Linked DNA regions of Homo sapiens: region 2 is linked to region 1. A link is an interaction called in ENCODE POLR2A ChIA-PET data of the cell type or tissue named here. Cell type or tissue: PC-3. All regions are shown on one strand. Each heading gives the region's core, and the rest is flanking DNA. Links, peaks and the distances in the headings are about the cores only. Region 1 has its middle 10 kb from the start of IFT57. Region 2 overlaps IFT57 (intraflagellar transport 57).

Region 1 (2,928 bases), core at 231-2,730:
ATGGCTCCTGGAGAATGACTGTAGACTATTACAGAATCAACCAAGAAGTATCCTAGTTTGTAGCTATTGTGCCCAGCGTGGTATCCTTGATAGAACAAATATGTCCTCAGATACACATTATGCAGGCACTGATCTAGTGAATGCATTCTATTTAAGCCCAATCAGGAAAGAGGATCAGAAACAGTTTGCATTCACAGGAATAGACACTATCTATTTAAAGTTTTCCTCAGAGCTGTGTTAACTGTCCTGTCCTCTGTCATAACAGAGTCCGAAGAGATTTGGACCTCCAGGACATTCCATAGAACATGACACTGCCCCATTATATCTGTGACATGATGCTGATTGAGTGGGAGCAAGAGGTGATTAGTATGCTAGAGGCCTCGGTAAGACGCGTGCACTCTAGAGCATGAGAAATTAACCCAACAAAGAGTCAGGTGCAGTCACTTCAGTTAAGTTTTGGGGATGCAGTGATTGGGGGCCTGCTGAGACAACCTCTCCAAAATAAAAGACAAACTATTGTATCTTGCATCTCCTACACAAAGAAAGAAGCACAGCATTTTGAAAGCCTTTCTGGTTTCTGGAGGTAACAGATTCCAAACCTAAGAATATTGATCTGGCCCATATATAGGATGATGCAGAAGGCTGCCAGCTTTAAGTGGGAGCCCTTAGACTGCATGGCAGCATAAAGCAAGCACTTCCACCCAAGCTTGCTTCCCTTTACTCTTCACTTGTGAACAGCCTTGCATCAAAATCTGACTGTGGTCCCTTCCCATGTTCTATCCCAGGCAAATAGCCTAATAAAATTTTTACATATCTAATCCCATTTTGGCCTCTGCTTCTTGGAGGACCCAACCTAACATAAATACTTTGAGAAAGGTCACAAAAGATAAAAGAATAAGAAATCACTGCTTTTTTTTTTTTTAAGAGGCTATAGAGGAAACAAAAGGGAGGACTAAAATTTACAGTATGAAGAGAGGATAATTATATAGGGTAGGACAAAATGACGACAGAATATGTGTAGCATTCCTATCATTAAATTTTCTCCAGTTTCAACTGGGGAAGACCCCTTGTCTGGCATGAGGGGTTAATCATAGGGCCATTAGCATGACTTTAGTGGTATTGACTGCAGAGCCAGACAAAGGTGTAAAAGATACAGAATCCAATCAGCCACCATTAAAATATCATTAAGAATTGTGACTCAGCCAGACAGGAAGATTGTTAAATAAATGTTTCAAACAGATAATAAAGGATTAATACAGGAAGTTAGTTGCTGCCTGGGTAGAGGGTTGCAATCTCAAATCACAGGAAAGTAATTTAACTAATTTTATTTAATTAGGTGATTTAAGGGCCAAACTTGAACCTATATGAAAACAATTTAGTCTTAAAACTATGAGCATAATATTCTCCTTTTAATGATGACTATAATAAAGGGTCAGCAAGTCTGTTTCTTGATAGGAAGCACCATCCTGGCTATATGCAGCCACCTTAACTCTTGAATTCTAGTCAGAGATCTCTGGGCTATAAGCAATGTCAGCTTGTTGGATAGTTACTTTACCTTGGTTGTTATTTATTTATTTAAGACAGAGTTGGTTGGTCTTAACTGGTTGTTGCCCAGGCTGGTCTTGAACTCCTTAGCTCAAGAAATCCTCCTGCCTCAGCCTCCCAAAATACTGGGATTATAGGCATGAGGTACCATGCCCAGCCTATCTTGGTCATTATTTATTGATCTGGTAACCTCACCTCATTTCAGATGATAAAACAATTCCCCAGTAGAGGCAGATGTACCAAGAGAGTAGCGCAGTTTATGTTCCAGGGAGCTTTACTTGCATGCTCCCTTCCAAAGTACTGTAGCTGATTTCAAATTCAAAATTTGGTATTTTTTATTAAAAATTATGCCTCCCTCACCCCCACCCCTACCAACTGTATAAGCTTCAAGCCCCACAAAGCCTGAATCTGTCCCTGGCGTTTACACAGCAAGCTAAGAAAACTGAATATTGTCCTGAATAGGGGAACCATGTAAGAATGTCGGGTAGTACAGAGGCATGTCCATATTTGCATTTCAGGAAGATTACTTTGGGAACAATGTAGACAAAAGACTGAAAGAGGGGTAGATCTGGAGGGAAAACTATAAGGAAGCCGTCATTGTATTCCAAGCAAGAATAAAGATCTTTTGCTTTTTATTTTATAAAAAAAGTTGGTGTTTCCTTTGAAAGAGCAAGATCCTCTGAGGCATTTCTAATTTTACTTATAAAAGCTCCCTCTTCCCATTTCAGAAGTATTATTCTTCCTTCAAGAAGCTGAGGAGATTAAAATCTTTCACAGTGTAATAGTCTGTTCTTGCCTTCAGAAAGTAAAATATGAAATTTTCATACTCTACAGTGCTAACTTACTAGCATAAGGAAAATAGCAAGTGTTTGTTTTAAAATAAAATGTCAATGTAATAATAAAAAAAATGAGTTCTTCTGTGACCTTCTTAGCCCAATAAGAGACTCAGATAGTACACACTGTATCCCTGGATGATATGCTCAATATTATCTATTAAAAGTATATTTAGAGTATATATTTCAAGATTAAATACATTTATAGTTCATCTTAAAAAATAAATGTACAGTAATCAAGAAGACTGAGAGAAAGGAAAAGGTGGGTTGTTCTACCAAAGAGCAAATCTTACTCTAAAGCCACAAAAACAGTTTTAGACAGCATAAAAATAAGCAAAAATATCTACTGAAGTCAGTTTGAAGTTTGAAGTCTAGAAATGGACCACATGAGCTGTCTTAGTTCATTTTGTGCTGCTCTAAAAGAATACCTGAGACTGAGTAATTTATAATAAACAGAAATTTATTAGCTCAGAGTTCTGGAGGCTAGGAAATCCAATATCAAGGTGCTGGCATCTAGCACGGACCTTCTTGCTGTGTCCTCACATGGCAA
Region 2 (2,928 bases), core at 214-2,713, 73 kb after region 1:
TAATTTTAAAAAGTTATTTTTTACCCTAATACTTTTCTCCACTGAATATTATTATTTTTTTCTTAGCTTTTTCTTTCTAGATGTATTCCCCAACATGCTCACATACACAGATCTTTCCCTTTCCTTACTAGACCTCTCTTTAGTTTAAGATAAGTTTAGACAGGAGAAAGTGTATGTAAACTACCTGAAAGGATGACAATCAATACAATGACAAATATGCCAGTTTATTTAATTTGTTTAAAAAAAAAAAGGCAGAAAACCCACCATGGGAAAATAAGCATTTTTTAAAATCTGAAGTTGCTCTTTTCCTGTGTGGTCTTTGGGAGGAGTCTAATACAAAAACTGAAAACCTTTGGTCCTGGGAATTTATTTTCATGGCTGTTGTCATGGCTGAGTAGTTTTTTGATGAATTCAATCAATGCAGAGAACGCTTTTAGATAAATCAGAACTCTCCTTAAAATGCATTTCAATCAGAAGCAAAGTACACCCATTATTTATGCAGACATGTAAAAAATCTAAAAATTCTTGCAATGAGTAGTATAAGCCACCTATTTTTACTTCCTTCTCTGAAATATTCCAGTTAACTCAGCTTGGGTTCTGTGCTCCTCCTCTCTTCCTATAGAACACTGTGCATACCTTGAATAAAGAGCTTATTATACTATATTGTTATTTTCTTCCATCCTACCTAATGAATTGAGCTACTTTAGGATAGGACAAAGTCTTTTATTTCCGTATTCCTTGCCAGGTGCCCAGCACATAGAAAGTGTCTAGTAAATGTATTGAGTTAGTAAATGGATGAGTAGATGACTGGCACTGTGTGGATCCAGGATACCTTCTAGCTCCCATTCTATAGCATGAAGAGTTTAATGACATTAAGCCTGTGTGCTTGGTATAGTTTCAAGATAGCGATTAAAAACAATGGGTTCTTTTCCTATGGTATTGGATTAGAATTAGAAACATCAGTATGAACTCATGGGTTTTTAAAAGTAAGTATAGATTAATAGAAATATAGAAATATTTAACATGTAGTAATACACACACACATATTTCCTAGTTGTGTCCTCTGATAGAGCCTAGTAGCAGTGACAGCCCAATTACAACTGTGGGCACTCAGATCTTGATGTCTAAATTCTCTTCTTTAAAAAAAAAAGGAAGTCTTAGATTTCTGATTCCTGGGCTGCAACAGGAAAAGCACAAGGTGAGTCTAAAATACTTGCTTTGCCAGAAAGGAAGTACTTAAATAATGATGGGAAGTATCTAAAGGACACAGCAGATTGAGGGTTTACCATCTGCCAATCTGGAACAATTTGAGCATCAAAGTCAATCGTCATAGTAATAAATAATAACACATGGAATAAGAAACCACAAGTCCACACAGATATAAATGAATGAAAGAATAAATGGAGAGGTGAGAAAGGTCTTCCTGCTCATGTAAAAGGAATGCTGGATTTAGAAAATCACCACATGGCATCTACCATGGTAGTAATTGTTTGGGCAAGACTCATCAGTGGATGCTAAAATTGGTAGGTGAAAGTTTGATAGAAACAGGATATTTACATAGTCTTGAATTATGTAAGACATTTTACAAGGAAAAAGTTGTTTACAGTATAGAAACCTGGTAGATACCACTTTAGGTGATAATAGTTAACACCACTAGTAATGGGACAAATAGAGACCATAGGCCTGCTGAGAAGAGCACACACTTACATGGTTCCTGCTGAAAATGCATAACCTGAATCTACTCATGAAATATCAGATGAATCCAAACTGAGGGATTTGTATAAAATAGCCTATATTCCTCAAAAATAATGTCATGAAAAGTTCTAAGGAACAGTTCCAGAGCAAAGGAGACTAAAGAGATAAGACAGCTAGATGCAACAGGAGATTCCAGATTGGACCCTGGGCCAGGAAAGGAAAAAATATGAATATTTTTAGTGTGTCTGCATATGTGTATATATATAATATATAGCATATATATGTGCGTGCACACACACACACACACACATATATATATATATAATATAAGCAGTCATCCCCAACTTTTTTGGCACCAGGGACCCCTGTTGTGCAAGACCATTTTTCCACTGACCAGGGGCAAGGGGGCGGGGATGATTCTGGGATGAAACTGTTCCACCTTAGATCATCAGGCATTAGTCAGATTCTCATAAGGAGCACGCAAGCTGGATTCCTCGCATGTGCAGTTCACAATAAGGTTCCCGGTCCTATGAGAATCTAATCATCTAATGCTGCTGATCTGACAGGAGGAAGAGCTCAGGCGGTATTGCTCACTGGCCCGCTGCTCACCTCCTGCTGTGTGGTCCAATTCCTAACAGGCCAGGGACTGGGAATGGGACTGGGACTGGTCCATGGCCTCAGGAGTTAGGGACCCCTGTTATAAAGGATATTATTGGTGCAACAGGAAAATTTTGAAGACCTGTGGATTGGATAATAGTATTAATGTTAATTTCTTGATATTTATGCTGTACATAAGATAATATACTTTTAACAATACACACATGTATTTGATTCTAAAGAGGCACCCTGTCACCAACTTACTCTCAAATGGTTCAGGAAAAAAAAAGGTATGTGTGTTTGTATATTCATACATATACAGAGAGGATAGTGAAAAAAATGTAGGAAATTGCTAACATTTTGGGAATGTGGGAGCAGGAAATACTGAACTCAATTGTACTTTTTAAAACTTTTCTATAATCTGAAATTATTTCAAAATAATAGTTTAAAAATGATAGTTCTTAAAGATTATGCGCTCTATATGGAAGTCAGTCTCTCTCTGAATCAAATAGCTAATCAATTTGTTGAAATAGTATTTCACTCTCAAAATTCTGTGGTCCATTGGATGCAACTTTAATAATTTTATAGTCATTGGTTTGCTGGACAAGTAAAACAATTTTTTGACAATTCTAAGGA

The links. Peaks named below come from ENCODE experiments on the same cell type or tissue, not always from the same donor. Only the 100,000 strongest peaks of a DNase experiment are listed, where the experiment ranks them.
Region 2: POLR2A ChIA-PET joins it to region 1 with 6 read pairs; 5 of 35 experiments call an interaction of 5 or more read pairs at or near these places.

What each region holds. Positions count from the first base shown.
Region 1 is chr3:108,231,256-108,234,183 of GRCh38, reverse strand. No RefSeq gene overlaps it. Among named protein-coding and RNA genes, the nearest start is that of IFT57, 10 kb to the right of the region's middle. In PC-3, for the core only: no CTCF peak of the experiment used is centred there; no DNase peak of the experiment used is centred there.
Region 2 is chr3:108,158,545-108,161,472 of GRCh38, reverse strand. IFT57 (intraflagellar transport 57) reads left to right here. Exons shown (of 11, transcript NM_018010.4): 11 at 1-661. Among named protein-coding and RNA genes, the nearest start is that of LINC01215, 35 kb to the right of the region's middle. In PC-3, for the core only: no CTCF peak of the experiment used is centred there; a DNase peak (open chromatin) is centred at 1,422.